2 separate regions of the Mus musculus genome follow, and region 1 is linked to region 2. The links are chromatin loops, found by intact Hi-C in ENCODE. Cell type or tissue: heart. All regions are shown on one strand.

The links. Hi-C counts contacts between places; a loop is a spot of excess contacts. Peaks named below come from ENCODE experiments on the same cell type or tissue, not always from the same donor. Only the 100,000 strongest peaks of a DNase experiment are listed, where the experiment ranks them.
Region 1: a loop joins it to region 2, with 2.2 times the contacts of the local background. A loop is called at or near these places in 3 of 42 quality-filtered maps.

The regions. Positions count from the first base shown.
Region 1 is chr13:93,088,496-93,096,495 of GRCm38, reverse strand. Cmya5 (cardiomyopathy associated 5) reads left to right here. Exons shown (of 13, transcript NM_023821.3): 2 at 1-7,376. A630019I02Rik (RIKEN cDNA A630019I02 gene) reads right to left here and starts at 1,663. Exons shown (of 4, transcript NR_046182.1): 1 at 1,333-1,663; 2 at 757-782; 3 at 445-641. In heart, no CTCF peak of the experiment used is centred here; no DNase peak of the experiment used is centred here.
Region 2 is chr13:93,189,527-93,197,526 of GRCm38, reverse strand. It overlaps Tent2 (terminal nucleotidyltransferase 2), which reads left to right and starts at 5,110. Exons shown (of 15, transcript NM_133905.3): 1 at 5,110-5,433. It overlaps Gm41020 (a long non-coding RNA gene), which reads left to right. Exons shown (of 3, transcript XR_873808.1): 3 at 150-188. In heart, a CTCF peak has its summit at 4,971; a DNase peak (open chromatin) is centred at 4,996; H3K4me3 peaks cover 3,478 bases; H3K27ac peaks cover 2,286 bases.

The DNA of each region.
Region 1 (8,000 bases), 100 kb after region 2:
GTCCTTTAGCTTCTAAGGAGACTTCCCCATCGCCTTTGTCCCCTGAAGTAGAGCACAGAAAAGAGCCCATTCTACCAACACAGATGACATTCACACCTGAACGTATCACTTTGTCCGAGGAAGAAAGAGAAGAAAACGAGTCTGTTTCTACCGATTCTGCTTTTGTATCTGAGTATTCAGTCCTACAGGATTTGAACCATACACCAGAGAAGCTGGAAGTAGAGGCAGTTTCTGTATCTGATGTGAAATCTAGCAATGAACCTGCAGTCTTTTCAGAGGACGACGAGGAACGTGAGTCTTATTCCCCAGCTATGACCTCTGTATCTGAGCAGTCTCTTTCTCCATCCACCACTGAGAAGACATCTGCCATCCAGTCCCCACTCTTTTCAACAGTTTCACCAGTCCTGTCTGGAGATGAGGCCTCAGAGAGCGTGTGTCACTCACCAGAATCTGAATCTGCGGCTGAGTATTCTGTTCCAGCACATGCGCAAGAGTTGCTGTTGAAAACAGGTGACCACAAGCTCCCATTAAAGTCCCAACGTGTTTCTGAGCCCATCATTCAGGCAGAAGATGAGAAAGAAGATATTGGGCTACTTCCCCCAGCAGCACTGAGCCAGGCAGTTCTATCGGAAGATGAGAGTCTAGGAAGTGGAAGTTTCGCATCAGATTCAAAGCTGCCATTTAAACCCTCGGTTTCACAAAATGCAACACGGGAATCCCCCCAAAAAACAATAGATGACATGCCCCAATTCAAACCAAGAGGCCTTTCTGATCCTGCAACCCTGTTAGAAGAAGAAAAGGAAGCCATTGGAGTTGGGCTATCTTCATCCAATGAGGTCTCTGCAGTGGAATGCGCTCTCCCCCCACAAACCACTGAGCTGCTTTCTGAAAGCCATGCCCCACCTCCCTGGGCCATCTCATCCGAACAAGTGGTCCAATCAGAAGAAGGGAGCAGAGACCAGCAGCGGGGCTCATTCTCTTCCACACCAGAGCTTGGCCACACATCTCCTCTGCTTCTAAAGGGTGCCTCCTCACCCACAGGTCTATCAGAGCAAGGGCAGGAAGAGGACAATATTGGGCCCCTTTCCCCTGATTCTGCATTTGCGTCAGAATTCTCATTCTCACCCTATCCGACTCAGGAACTAGAGAAGAGAGAGCTGGGGCGGGATTCTCCACTGTGCTTAACGTCCCCCTCTGAGCAGACTGTTCTGTCTGATGAGGACACGGAAGAGGCTGACCTCTTTTCTCCGGATTCAGCATCACAGGTGTCAATCCCACCATACCGAATCGCAGAAACAGAGCAAAACAAGGTCGAGCCAGACGAATTACTACCTAGGAGGTCTGCTCCAGACTATCCCTACTTCTCAGAGGCAGATGAAGAAGAGGCGGGGTCCTCAGTGGTCACGCCTGTGCCTGAGCATTCTGAGCCATCGCAGGAGCGGGAGGAGTCTTCCCCTTGTAGGCCTGTGTTCGAAGATCTGAGCCTGCTACCTTCGGCAGATAAGACCGGCCAAGCAGAAACTATGTCAGATGTTCCAACAATTTCAACCTCTGTGTCTGAATATCTCATCCTGGCACAGCAGGAGAAAACTCAGGCATCTTTGGAGCCTGAGGCTGAAGATTTGGTACCACCACCAACCAGTGGATGGGAGAAGAGAGATGCAAAGAGTAGTCTGCCAGCAGTTACAATAGCAGCTTCCTCTTCTGCACTCTCATCAGTGGTAAAGGAAGAAACCACATCCGTTTTGCCCACCTCTCAGCCCTCAGTTTCACCCGAGTCAACCTGTGTGCTTAAGCCAGAGCAGGAGCCCACAGCACCTCTCACTCTAACAAGTGCAGATGAACAGATGGCTTTGCCCAGAGTCGGAAGGGAAAAAGCTGTGCTGGATTCTCAAGAAGCGACAGCACACAAATCGCAGGATCAGACACCAGAGCCTCGGCTCCCAAATGTTCCAGGGTCTGGGATGAAATATTCAGTTTTGTCTGACTTGGGAGATGAGCCAAAGGCGGATGTCAAACTCAATTTAGCTCCAACTGTGACTTCTGAACTAGAACAGAGAATGTTGTCAAAGAATGAGCCTGAAGTGGCAAAACCACACTCACCTCCAGAGGAAACATCTATTTCTGGACCTAAGGTTTTATCTGCAGTGAAAACGGAAGTGAAACAGGAGTCCAAAATAACCAGGGAACTTCCTGCGGCTTCATCGGGGAGAGAGAGGGGAGCAGAACACAGTCCACCTGCACCACCTGCACTTCCAGCATTGATGGAAGAGATGGGGAAAGACACAGAAGCCAGCTCTTCTGCCACCACAGTGCCAGTAACTAAGCTTGATTCAAATTCAACTAAATTAGGCAGGGATGAAGTCCTGACAGATCCATCTCTTGCCAGCCCTGTGGAACACCCAGGCTTAAAGGGAGTAGGGAAGAGCGAGTTAGGCAGTGGTTTGCCTTTGCCCAGCATGTCTACCTCAGAGGTGTTAAGGCCTGAACCCAAACTTCCTGTCAACTCAGGGGTTGAGGTAGAGAGAGAAGACAACGAGCCACCTCCATTGCAAGTGTCACCCACATCCAAACCCACGGTGCCAAATGACAAACACGAGGAGATAACAAGGTCTCCTGATTCTGAAAATGTAGTTTCAGATGATTTAGCTCCAACATTACTGGCCCTCAGACATGAGATGAACAGGCAAGCAGAGGAGACATCTTCTCCAGTGCCGGGGAGTTTCCTGTCAGGAGAGCAAGAGCTTATAAAGCTCCCCCCAGAGCCTGAGAAGCACAAACAGTTATCAGAAGTACCAACTGCTGGGTCAGAACTCATTGATAGTAGAGATAGAGATAGATCCTTAGGTATAGAACCAGTAAAACCCATCGGAACGGAACCAGGGCCTTCTATCTTAGAAAAGGGCCCCGCTGAGCTTCAGAGAAGAGGAAAAGAACAAGAAGAAAACAGGAAGCTTCCTGTGCCTGCCTCAGCTCCATTAGAGACTGCTTCTTTTGACCTCCCCATTGAGCAAAAAGAGCCTAAACGGACCCTTCATGAGGGCCAAGCTGTTGAGGTGCCTGATGAGAGCAGCTCTTCTGCAGATAAGCCAGAGCTGGGTGTTAAACAATTGGCAGAGAAGAAGGAGAATTTGGAGCAACCCAAGCCATTTGTGACAACTGAGCGTGCCAGTGTTACAGGATCAAAAGTGAAAGAGAGTCTCATTTCTCCAAAGGACAACACCTGGATGCTGGAAAAGCCAGATGGCTTAGTCAATCAGCATGAAGATAGAAAACCAGGAACTGGGCAGCTGGAGTCCTCTGAGAGCACTGATCTGATGTCAGAGAAACTTGGGGCTGCTCCACTGGATACAGATCACACATCTGAAACCAGAAACCAAGAAACAAGCAAAGCACCAGTGTCTGGTGAGAAGCTATCTCAGGAACCCAGAAGGGTTCAGTCAAAGGCTGTAGATGATTCTGAGGAAGGGAGAAAGCTAGCCTCTGGCAACGTGGAAGTACTCACCCAAAGTAAATCTGTCCCTGCTGTGAAAGCAAAAGCCACACCTCAACCTCCAGAGACCCCAGAGGTGACACAAAAGCCATCTGAGAAGTCACTCGTCACTGAGCAAGGTCTTCCTGCAGAGAAGGGAAAGAAAGGCATTTCATCTTTTAAATCATGGATGTCTAGTTTATTGTTTGGATCAAGCATTCCAGATAGTAAGGTCTCTGACAACGAAGATCTAGAAACTCGTCCAGGTCCCTCTGTAGAGAAAGCAGTACCTGCCATAGAGCCTAAAGGTACAGTTCCTGCTGAGGTTAATATAGCCGAGAAGCCAGCGGTTCATTCATTACCTGAGGTCACAGTTAAACTGGCCGAGGAGCCCAAAGGCGTTTCAGTTAAATCCAGCATAAGTCAAGACCTTAAAGAAAAACTCACATTTTTATCAAACGAAGACGTTTTAAAGCAACCTAAGTCTAACTCTGAAAACTATGGGCAGAAGGAACTGCCAGGCTTCTCAGAAGGAATGGGCGAAAGCTTAGCTACTTCAGTTGGTGACAAACATCCTGGAATTCATCCTTGTTCCCCTATGGGTGAGAAAGTGGGTATGGAAGAAGCCCAAAACATGGCTCCTCTTCATATTACTGAGAGCCAAAGACGCCAGAAGCCAGAGGTCTCTTCTCCGTCTATGTGGAATATTTCTGCACGTAAGGAAGAGCCAAGCAGTGATCACAAGGAAACATGGCTCTCGTCATCTGACGTAGTAGATAGAATGCCACAGAAGCCCAAATCAGCCCAGTCCGCCTTCACAAGGATGAACTCAGAGGAACCAGCATCAATGATTCTGCCAGTGGAATCAAAAGGCAGTTTAAGTGATCTTGGTGAAGACAGACTTAGACAAGAAATGCCAAAACCCACTTCTTTGGAACATTGTGAAGAGGAAGTGGAACGTCCAACAGAGGAGAAGGATGGCTGGGAAACTAGATCATTTTCCTTGGCAGGGAAGAGGGGCCTGGCAGAGAAGCAAGAAATCATGGCTCCCTTGGAACTCAGGGAAAATGAAGCAGTAGGAGAGTTGCAAAGGATGCCGGAATCTCGACCTTTCAAATTGGAAGAATCAAAAGCTGCTGAGAGGCTTGAACAGCGCATCTCTCCAACTGAAAAGCTCATGGAAAAACCCAGCAAGACTCTTGCTTTGGATAGGAGAGAAAAGGAAGTGCAGGAATGGGTATTTTCAGAAGGAGAGAAGCAAGAATACCCCCCTGCAGCCATGCCTGTGCCTGGAGCATCAGCTGTTTCTTTGGATAAGGCTCAACCACATTTGCTGGCTAAACCAACACCAGTTGTTGAAAAACCAGAACATATAGTCACAGAGGTATACCCAGAAATTAGGGAGAGAAAGGCAGCAGAAACCCAACCACATCCCCAGGAAGAAGGTAAAACTTTAGTAGAGAAAACCAAGGTTTCCCGTGTGGAGTCTCCCCATGGAGAGGAAACGGATGGCCATTCTCTTACTCAGGAAGGAAATCTGGAGTTGGAAAAGTCAGGTGAGAGTAGAGTGGATCTCAAAGAGGAAAGGAGGCGGTTCGTGATGCCCGAGTTGTCCCTTGGTGCTTCAGTGGCTGCGGAAGATGGAAGTGTGCAGCCAAGACCCCTATCTAAGGATGCTGCTAGGGTATCAGACATGACTGATGAAACAAAGCATTTAGGAACGCCGCCAACTCAGCCGTCAGCTGTAGAACCACAAACTCTTGTTTTAGGAACTTCTGTAGAACATACAGTGAAGAAACAAGAAACATGGTCAGACAGGCCCACAGTCCACACTTTCCAGACATCTAAAGACTACACGGAAGAGATGCTGAAACAGTCTGTTCTTATTTCAAAGCATCACTTGGAAGCTGTGGAAGATGTGCACAGAAACGAACCGCCCTCTTCAGCAGCAAGTAACTATACTCAGTTTATGCTTAGTGCATCAGAGATCAGTGCTGATGGAGTTCCTCCTATGGGAGGCACAGCCCAGGAGCCTGAAGGCACCTCTGTGAAAGATGAAGAATTTTCAGTAACCAGCAAGCCAGCTGGCCTTTCAGAAGATCAGAAGAGTGCCTTTAGCATCATTTCTGAAGGCTGCGAGATATTGAATATCCATGCCCCTGCCTTCATCCCTTCAGTGGATCAGGAAGAAAGTGAACAAATGCAAGATAAGTTACAGTATTTGGAAGAGAAAGCTTCATTTAAAAGCATATCTGTTCATGATGAGAAGAAGGCAGCTGCTTCCCATAAAACGCAGAAGAGCAAGTTAGAAGTTCCTGATAGGAAAATTACATCACTGAAGGAAAATGAGACAAAGGAAACTCATAAGACAAAGGAGGAGATAGCCACAGACTCAGGAATGGGTGATTTCACACCTATCCAACCCACAGTTTCTGGTGAAGAGGATTATTTTGAAAAATATACTTTGATTGATTATAACCTCTCCCCAGGCTCAGGAAAACAGAAATCAACTGTTGAGGAATCTTCAGAGGAAGCCACCAAAACACTGACTTCTTTCCCAGAAAGTTCAGCTGAACAGGCCCTAGACCATGAATATAACTTAGTAAAGTTAGACGAGAGCTTTTATGGGCCAGAAAAGGATGATAGCAAATTATCTCATGCAGAGATGCAAAAGTCTTTGGCTATCCAAAAACCAGATGACAGAAATGCTCCAAAGGGTATCAGTAGAGATGTGGACTCCAGGTCTCCTGGGATGCCTTTATTTGATGTGGAGGAAGGAGTTCTATCAAAAAGACAAATATTTCCCACCACCCCCAAGGCTGTCAACCCTGAGCTGCTAGAGGAGCCCCCAGCACTTTCCTTCTTCTATAAGGATCTGTATGAAGGGGCGGGTGGGGAGAAAAATGAAGGCGAAACAGCTTCAGAAGGTGACAGTGTGGACTCTGAGACATCATTCCCAAGGCGACATTCTGACACTGATGATGGACCAGGTATGTATTTTGAGAAGTACATACTCAAAGACGACATTCTTCATGACGAAACTGTAACTCAAGAAGATCAAGGCCAAGGCCTGGAAGAAAAGCCAGTTGGTGAAGAGGATTCACAGCAACTGAGAGTTGCAGAAAGAGAGATCAGGAGAAAGCCTGAAACTAGTTTTTGGGAGAAAAATCTGGAAGAACAGCACAAAGTTGTTGGCCGGGAAGGAGAACCCACAGGCCACATGGAGACCCTTGATGAGGCGGCAATGCAGCAGAAAGCTCCCATTACAGAGCAAGTCAGAGCAGTCACCCAGAAGATGAGCTATGCAGTTCCATTCCAGGACACCCGCTGTGTTCTGGAGAGTGAGCCAAGCAGCCAGGGTAATGAGGCAGGAAATGCAAGTCCAGATGTCAATCTGAATGTCCCCGTACAAGAGTCTTTCCCAGAAGAAGAATCTGCAGCAGGTGCCACCTATGCTCCTGAAGTATTGCAAGAGAGGCTGGTCCCATCTGTGTCCCGGGAAGAGAGGCTCCACAATACCCCTGTGCAGGATGAGTATGACTTTGTTGGCTCTCTGAATCAGGAAGCAGCCAGTCAAGCCATCTTACCAGAAGAGCCAGGTTCAGAATCCTCACCCAAAGAAGTGTTATCTCAAGGATCAGAATCCTTTGAGCACATCAGGGAACAGGAGCTCACGAGTGAGGGGGAACCAAGAATGTCTGCTTCACAGGAAGTGTGGGACAGGACAGAAGACCAATCAGCAAGAGAATCAGTGACCGCTAAGACACAAAAGGAACCGAAAAAGACTCAGGCTGAATCTTACTGCTACACCTGCAAAAGCCTGGTCTCTGAAATGGACAAGGCACTGGACATTCACAAAGACCACGAGGTTTCAGCACTCGACACGGCTATAAGTGCTGTTAAGGTAAACCAACTTAACACACACAAATCGTACATAGATATTGGGTTTGCTTTCACATTTTCTTAAAAATGACCGCTATTTAATATTTATTTTAAGCAAAATGGTCTGAAAACATATGGATATTTCTCTAAGAACTTAGTTACGACTAGCTTATCTGTTATTTTTATGGGTAGAATATGTGTCAGAGCACTTTTCTAGGTTCTAAGGAAATTGCTATCTCATAACAAAGACCCTTAATGTTATAAAAAAGTAAAATGCTACACATTAGCACACAAAGCAATTACTTTCTGTGATCAATAATTTTGTCCTTTAAAATTTGAATCTACTACCCTAGCCAATTCTATTCTAAATGCTAAAAAATGCTTGAAACAGTAAGATTTTAATTTTGAGTCTCATTATATCACATTTCGCCAGAGATGCTGTTGAGAAACATGGAACCACTAAGCAACCATCCACTGAGCACCCATCTGCTAAGCAACCATCCACTGAACACCCATTCACTGAGCATCCATCCACTGAGTACCCAACCACTGAGAACCCATCCACTGAACACTCATCCACTGAGCACCCATCCACTGAGCACTCATCCACTGAGCACCCATCCACTCATCCACTGAGCATCCATCC
Region 2 (8,000 bases):
TGGATTACATTTATTGATTACATATGTTAAACCATCCCTGCATCTCTGAGATGAAGCCAACTTGATCATAGTGGATAATCTTTTTGATGCAGTCTCAGATTCAATTTGCAAGTATCTTACTAAGAATATTTTTATCTATGTCCTTGTAGTGGCTATTCCTGGTTGTCAACTTGACTATATTTGGAATGAACTACAATCCAGAATTGGAAGGCTCACCAGTGACCCTTATCTGGAGGCTTGGAGATCCTTATCTGGATCTTGGTATGGAGATCTTGAGCCATAGTGGCTATGGATTCCAGAAGATTAAATCTCCGAGTTTAAGGAACACACCTTTAATCTGGGCTACACCTTCTGCTGGAGACAATATAAGGACATTGGAAGAAGGGAGTCTAGCTCTTGCTCCTTCGCCTGCTTGCTGTGTGAGACTGAGTAACTGCTAGATCCTTGGATTTCCATTCACAGCTGCGACTGAACCATTGTTGGGAATTGGGCTGCCGACTGTAAGTCATCAATAAATTCTTTTACTATATAGAGACTATCCATAAGTTCTGTGACTCTAGAGAACCCTAACTAATACAGTCCTTAAGGGATATTGGTCTATAATTTTCTTTCTGTTGTTGGATCTTTGTGTAGATTTGGGAATAGTAACCTCACAAGAATTAGGAACTGGGGCTGGTGAGATGGCTCAGTGGTTAAGAGCACTGACTGCTCTTCCGAAGGTCCTGAGTTCAAACCCCAGCAACCACATGGTGGCTCACAACCATCTGTAATGAGATCTGATGCCCTCTTCTGGTGTGTCTGAAGACAGCTACAGTGTACTTACATATAATAAATAAATAAATCTTAAAAAAAAAAGAATTAGGAACTGTCCCTTCAGTTTCTATCTTGTAGGAATAATTCCAGATGTATTGGTGTTATTGATGCTCTTCCTGAGATATCTGGTAGAATTCTGCACTGAATCCATCTGTCCTTGGGTTATTTTGGTTAGAAGACTTTTAATTACTACTTCTATTTCACTGTTATGGGTTTGTTTGAATTGTTTGATCTTGATTTAACATTGTTTGTGTATGTATTGAGAAACTTATCCATTTCTTTTAGATTTTTGTTTTTTGTTTTCTTTTTTTTAAATAGATTTTATTTATTTATTTCATGTGTGTGTGAGTACACTATAGCTGTCTCCAGACACACCAGAAGAGGGCATCTGATCCCCATTACAGATGGTTGTGAGCCACCATGTGGTTGCTGGGAATTGAACTCAGGACCTCTGGAAGAGCAGTCAGTGCTCTTAACCACTGAGCAATCTCTCCAGCTCAGATTTTTGGTTTTGTGGAGTACAGATTTTAAAAGTATATTCTTATGGTTCTCTGAATTATCCTAGTGTCTGATATGATGCCCTCTTTCATCTCTAGTATTATTAATTTGGATCTTCTCTTTGTCTTTTTGTTAAATTGGCTAAGGGCTTGTCAATTTGTTGATTTTTCTCTATGAACCTACTTGTCAATTCATTAATTCTTTGTATTTTTTTCCTCCTTGTTTCTATTTCATTGAGTTTGATTATTTCTTGCTACCTGTGTCTTGGGGTGTTACTTCTTGTTGTTCTAGAGCTTTCAGGTGTGCTGTTAAAGTACTGAGATAACTTTAGTATTATGTTGTAAGCACCATGATGAATTACCTCTTTTAATTAAGCTTTCATCTCATCGTATGATTGGAAATGTTATTTTCATTTTTGTTTAATTCTAAAAAACAAAAATTTAATTTCTTTCCTGATTTCTGTCTTGATCCAGTTTTCATTTAACAGTGAATTGTTCCGTTCCATGAGTTTGTATACATTCTTTTGCTGCTGTTATCCAATTTTACTTTATGGTGGTCAGATAGGAAGCAGGGTGTTATTTTGAATTTCTTATATTTGTTAATACTTGTTTCATGTCCTAATATCTGGTCAGTTTTGGAGAAAGTTCCATGAGCTGCTGAAAAGAAACTATATCCTTTGTGTTTGGGGGAAATGTTCTCTAAATATTTCCTAGGTCCACTAGATTCATGATGCCACTTAACTTCCCACTTCTCTGTTTAGTTCTGGTCAGGATGACCTGTCCGTCGGTGAGAATGGAGTACTGAGGTCACTTACTGTCACTGAGTGTCGATATGTGGTTTTAGCTGTAGTAGTATTTCTCTTATGAACTTGGATGTTCTTATATTTGGTACATAAATGTTTAGATTTGCAACATCCTTTTGGTAGATGGGATGGCTATTCAAAGTGACCAACTTGAGTATATCTGAAATATATATATATCTTGACAATATCTGGAACTCAAACCTAAGGTGCAGAATAAACTTGTGAGAGATTTCTCTTGATTGGACCATTTGAAGTGAGAAGACCCACTTATATCTGGGCTATATCTTTTAGTGGCAGCCTATATAAATGATATGGAAAAAGAAACTTGCTTTCTATGCCTAGTTCCCCTTATTCTTGTTTTCAAGTTGATTCCTTCACTGGCATTACAACCTCCTTCTATCACACACTGAAAACGATCTGAGACATGGTGGGCTCAGCAACTACTGGATTCTTCTGCCAGGAGACAGCTATTCTTGGAATAATCAGGCCACTGACTGTAAGCCACTCTAATAAATCTCAAATATGTGTGTGTGTGTGTGTGTATTCATATACATGCATATATTTTTTATTCTATCAGTGCTGTTTCTCTAGAGAACCCTGACTAATAAAATAAAATTTTCTTTTAATGATTATAAGCTGGGTGTGGTGGCACACGCCTTTAATCCCAGCACTTGGGAGGCAGAGGCAGGCGGATTTCTGAGTTCGAGGCCAGCCTGGTCTACAAAGTGAGTTCCAGGACAGCCAGGGCTATACAGAGAAACCCTGTCTCGAAGAACCAAAAAAAAAAAAAAAAAAAAAAAATCACAGGTCTCAAGTTTTATTTTCTTTCATAACCACTGAGCCATCTCTCCAGCCCCCCACAACTGAGTTTCATACTGGCTCATTGATTTGCTTTGCCACCAGGGTAAGGTTTTTTTTTTTCACCCTCCATCCTCTTCTACATTTATTGTCAGATTTCTTGATGATAGCATTCTGTCTGGAGTGAGAATTAACTTATTCAAAGTAATTTTAATTTACAGTTCTCTGATAACTAGGGATGTTGAACAGTTTTAAAAGTAGTTATTGGTGTTTCATATTTGTGAGCCAATTCTGTCATAGTTTTTTTTTTTAAGTTTAAAAAACTCTTTAATGTGTATGTGGTGGTGAAGTGTATACAATGTAATTGGTAGTGGAAATGTGAAGTCCTAAGTGGAGCTTCATGGTTTAAAACAGCCATTCTAATTGTATAGAAGTTCGTGAAGATGAATCAGTTTGGTACTGGGCAGGTGTGAGCATGCTGTTGGCTGTGGTGAACTCTTTCATGACTTCCTAGCTACACTGCACTGAAATTTCTGAAGCCATGAGCCAACTGAAACCTTTCTATCAGATATTTTGGTTAGAGTGAGGAGAAAATTCATAAATACAGTCTCCCTTTTAAAATGCACATGAATACTATCCACCATAAAGCTGGAATACCTGCATTATGCTCAGAAAGAACGTACTTCAGAGTAATAATAACAGCAAAAAGTAGGTCAGTTTACAATGTAGATCTTTCCATAACAATAAAAACTTTCTCTGGCGGGTGATAAATAAGGGCAGTAGCAGCTGACAGACAGAAAAGAAATAGAGAATGAGCCATAATTATAGCCATATTTCAGTACTTTTTCAGTGCTGGGTATTGAACCCAGAGACTCATACATGATAGGCTGACATTTTTGTTTGTTTGTTTTAGGTTTTTCGAGATAAGGTTTCTCTGTGTAGCCCTGGCTGTCCTGGAACTCACTCTGTAGCCCAGGCTGGCCTTGAACTCAGAAATCCGCCTGCCTCTGCCTCCCAAGTGCTGGGATTAAAGGCGTGCACCACCACACCTGTCTTGGCCCTAGCCTTCTTATATGCCCTTTTTATGCCCGAAAAGACAAGCAAGACAGGAAACCAGAGCCATGTTGAAGATCAACTTAACTGACATTTATAAAATACTCTACACAATAACTGAACATACTTTATTACCAAAGCACAATTAACATTTACCACATCAGATGATACTCGGAAGCACGTGACAAGTTTTTTAAAAAATTATTTAAATGATTCAAATATAATTTATAAAGACTTTGCAAGTCAAGTGAAACGAAAACTCTTTATCGAAATAAGTGGGATTCAGTTAAGTTATTATTCATATAGTAAGTTATCAAACGACTCTAAGTATTATCACAGAAATGACCTCAGTTTGTGAATTAAGGTAGAAAAATTAAAAATTGAATAACTATTGAGTTCGAGGCCAGCCTGGTCTACAAAGTGAGTTCCAGGACAGCCAGGGCTATACAGAGAAACCCTGTCCCGACAAAACAAAAACAAAACAAAAACAAAAAAACAACCAAACTAAAAACAATGGGGGAAAAAAACCCAGAATAAATAACAAGAAAACCAAAAAGCAGTAAACAAATCATTACTTTCGGGATTGGGAACGGTCAGATTCTACGGGGACAAAACAGGGCTATTGTTTACAGATATTCATCAATAAATCAAGCAGTTTAGACAGTTTCACCAGATACTAAAGTTCTCTCAATGAGAAACAATGGTGGGTATTTGTTAGACAAGTGAGTGCGAGCTAGGGCAGGGTAATGTGTGGGTGGTTTTGGGGGCCTTAGAGGCATGATTTTGTCTCCAAGAAACTGTTTTTGTTTGTTTGTTGTTGAGGAGAACATCACCCACGATTTCATACTGATCTTTCCAGCAATGGGAAGGTTGGTTTTGGATATCTCCTGGAAGGCCCTCCATGGACAGAACAGGCCTCCTGGAAATGGCCAGCGGCACGTAACTTAGGAGGCGGCGCCAGCGGAGCGGGGTGGCCTACTGCCCTGCGGAAGGGCCGGGCTGTACCTTCCCTCGCCACCATCTCAGCAGCCGCCGCAGACTCCCTGGCTGGACCAGGGTGGGGCTGTGCGCCTGCGCAGCTCAGCAAACGCGCTCTCCAGTGTCGGCTGCCGGAAGTCTGACCTTTCGCTCCCGCTGATGATTCCTTTCCGGGGTCACGTTGATCTTCCGGGTCCTGTGACAGGGTTGTCTACGCCGCCTTTTCGGCGACTTTTTAGTCTTCCGCCTTTTTTTTTTTTTCCTCCCCCACCCCCCTTTCTTTTTGTTGTCGCCACCCCCAGCCTTCCACGGCCGCGCGGGCCTGGCCTTAGGCTCGTGACTCTCCGCCGCCCTGCCCGCCCGAGCTGGGCCTCGCTGCGCCGGGCCGCTGGCTGCTCCTACCTCTGCCTGCTCGGGCGGCAGCTCCGGCCTGGGAGCGTGTTGGCGGGCAGTGCCGCTGGGCCCCGCTCGGCCCTTCGGCGTGGACGCCGGTGAGTTTCAGGGCTTCGGTGGGGATGCACGAGTGCAGGCCCCGGTCCCCGGCCGGGCGCGTGAAACTTGGCTGAGACTGGCGCTGTGTTTTGCGCGGGAGAGCCTGGCGCTCCCCCGGAGCTCCCTGGATTAGGGGCGTTCCCAGGCCGCCGGACTTTGGGAAGAATGTTGGCCTTTCTCTGATCTGTCTTCTCGCTAGTTCTCATGTCGCCTCCCGCCCTCTCCTCACTCCCTAGACCGAAAGAGTAAGACTGTCTTGATACTCCCTCTTGGAGTTCCAAAAGGCAGTGGAGACCCAAGGTAAATGTCTAAATTAACGAACTCTTGTGGAAGGCATTTATCTCTGAGACAATTAAACAGCATGGAGTCATCTCAGTCAGGTCAGGACTGGCTGATGGTCGAATTCACTTTTCCTAGTCATATTTGTGGTTGGGCTCTCCTTTCTTTAACTGCTTAAGAACACAAGGGGCAATGTGTTTCCTGGTATCTGTGATTTAAGTTTCTTGTTTTGCCCTATTTGAGCGTTGTTTAAAGTAATTAGTTTGTTGATAAGAGGAAGAGGAAAAATTGTGCAGGTCAAACAGGATTGGAAATTTAACGTGTTTAGCGTATGGTTTTTGTGAAGTCACACTACCATCATAGTACATAGTTTAGTACTATAGGGCTTTGCTGTGTTAACAGCTATTAACACGGTTAATCTGTACTGATTAGTAACCTGTAATAGAAACACTGGTTGGTGTGAATTGCCCCAATTGTATGTGTTCGAGAAATACACAGACTCTGTGAAACTCTTAGATGGAATTTAATTTTTAATAAAAAGAATGCTCTGTTCAGAGCCTGAAGGTGGTTTTGACAGTGCATGCTGAGCAGGATCTGGGAGTTACACTTGTGTTGTAGAACAAAGAACTGATCCAAGACACTTAGAGTGCACACATAACTTGATTAAGCCATGCAGTTCTTGTAGGAAATTGCTACTTTCTCAGGAATCTTGGTGAAGAGACAGTTATGTAAACTTGAGTAGTCTATAACTTCTTGTTGAGATCAATTTGACTAAAGTTAATTCCAGTTGCAAATTAAGAGACCAAATACTGTTATCACTAGAAATACTCTGTTACTGTCTTGTCTCGTGTCTTCATTTACACATAAACCTGTATTAATCTTGCCTTGATTTAAGCATATTAGACAAAACAGTCTTTAAGGTTCTTTTCTCAAGGCAAGAAGTAGTACAATGCTTTTTAAAAACAGTACACATTTTACCTAGATTATCCTATTTTATTGTTTTGTACAGATTTAAAAGCCAGTAACTTTTAAGATATGAAAAGTAGGATACTATCTATTTCTGGATGTTACTATAAAATTTAGTCATACTACTACAGAAAATGTGAAATAACTTACAGGTAGTCTCTAGTGGGGGAAGCTTTTTAAAGACTATAACGAAAATGGTTAAAATTTTATGAAGTTCTGATATAGTGATGATAGTTTCACTTGATCTTATTTCATTAAACTATTTTACAAACATCTCTTGTGTTTTGTTTTGCTATTCAGTCAGGATCTCTCTCTATAGCTTTAGCTAGCCTAGACCTTACCATGTTTTTGGACCAGGCAGGCCTTGAACTCACAGAGATCTGCCTCCCTCTGTCTTTTAAGCAATGGGATCAAAGGTTTGTATGCCACCACACCTGGCTCCTTTGTGTTTTTGCAGTAGATTATTGTTTTAATATCATTACAATCATTGAAGTATATTAGAAAACAGTTTTGAAATCTCTGGGTTTTGATTAACTTTCTTATCTCTAGAGGATTGTTTAGGCTATGGGGGTGGGGGGTGTAAGCCTAGAATGCTGTTGGTTAACTTTCTTAGGAATGGTTCTGTTTGAAGTCTGTCAGGTAAGTTTGGCTTAAGGGTCAGGATTCCTGAGAGAACCTGACTAGTATTTTATTTTAGGACTCCAGAAGAATGACTGTTTCTCAGAGGCAGGCTGATCTCTGTGAGTTCAGGGCCAGCCAGGCCTAGAGTTCCAAGACAGCAAGGCTACACAGGGAGAATATTTCTCAATAAAATAATATATGGAAGTTAATACTTATTTTGCATTTGAATATACTGAGTTAGATATGTACCCTAGAATTTTTGGCTAAGAAAATTTTAAGCCAAGAATCATCTGGTTTTAATGTTGTAGGGTAGTTCTGTATACCATATCCTCTTTTGACTTCTACTTAGTTTGGATTTGATCATGTAATGGTATAGAAATAAAAGTGAGAGCTTATTACCGACATTTCTGAATCTTTTAAGTCTGAATGCAGACATATAGGACTTGTTTGGGTCCAGAAGAAAAAAACCAGCATATTGTTGATTGGAACTGGAGTCACCGTGTTGGTAGTGAGGGCTGTACCTGGGTCCTCTGTAAGAGCTGTCAGTGCTCTTGACCTCAAACACTCCAGTCCTCCTTGTTTGCTTTTAGAGATAGATTTTTCACTCCTTTGAAACTCAGGCTGTACTTACACTTCACATTCCATCTGCCTCAGCCTCCTGAGTTCTGGGATTTCAGGAATGTACCACTACTGCTAGCTG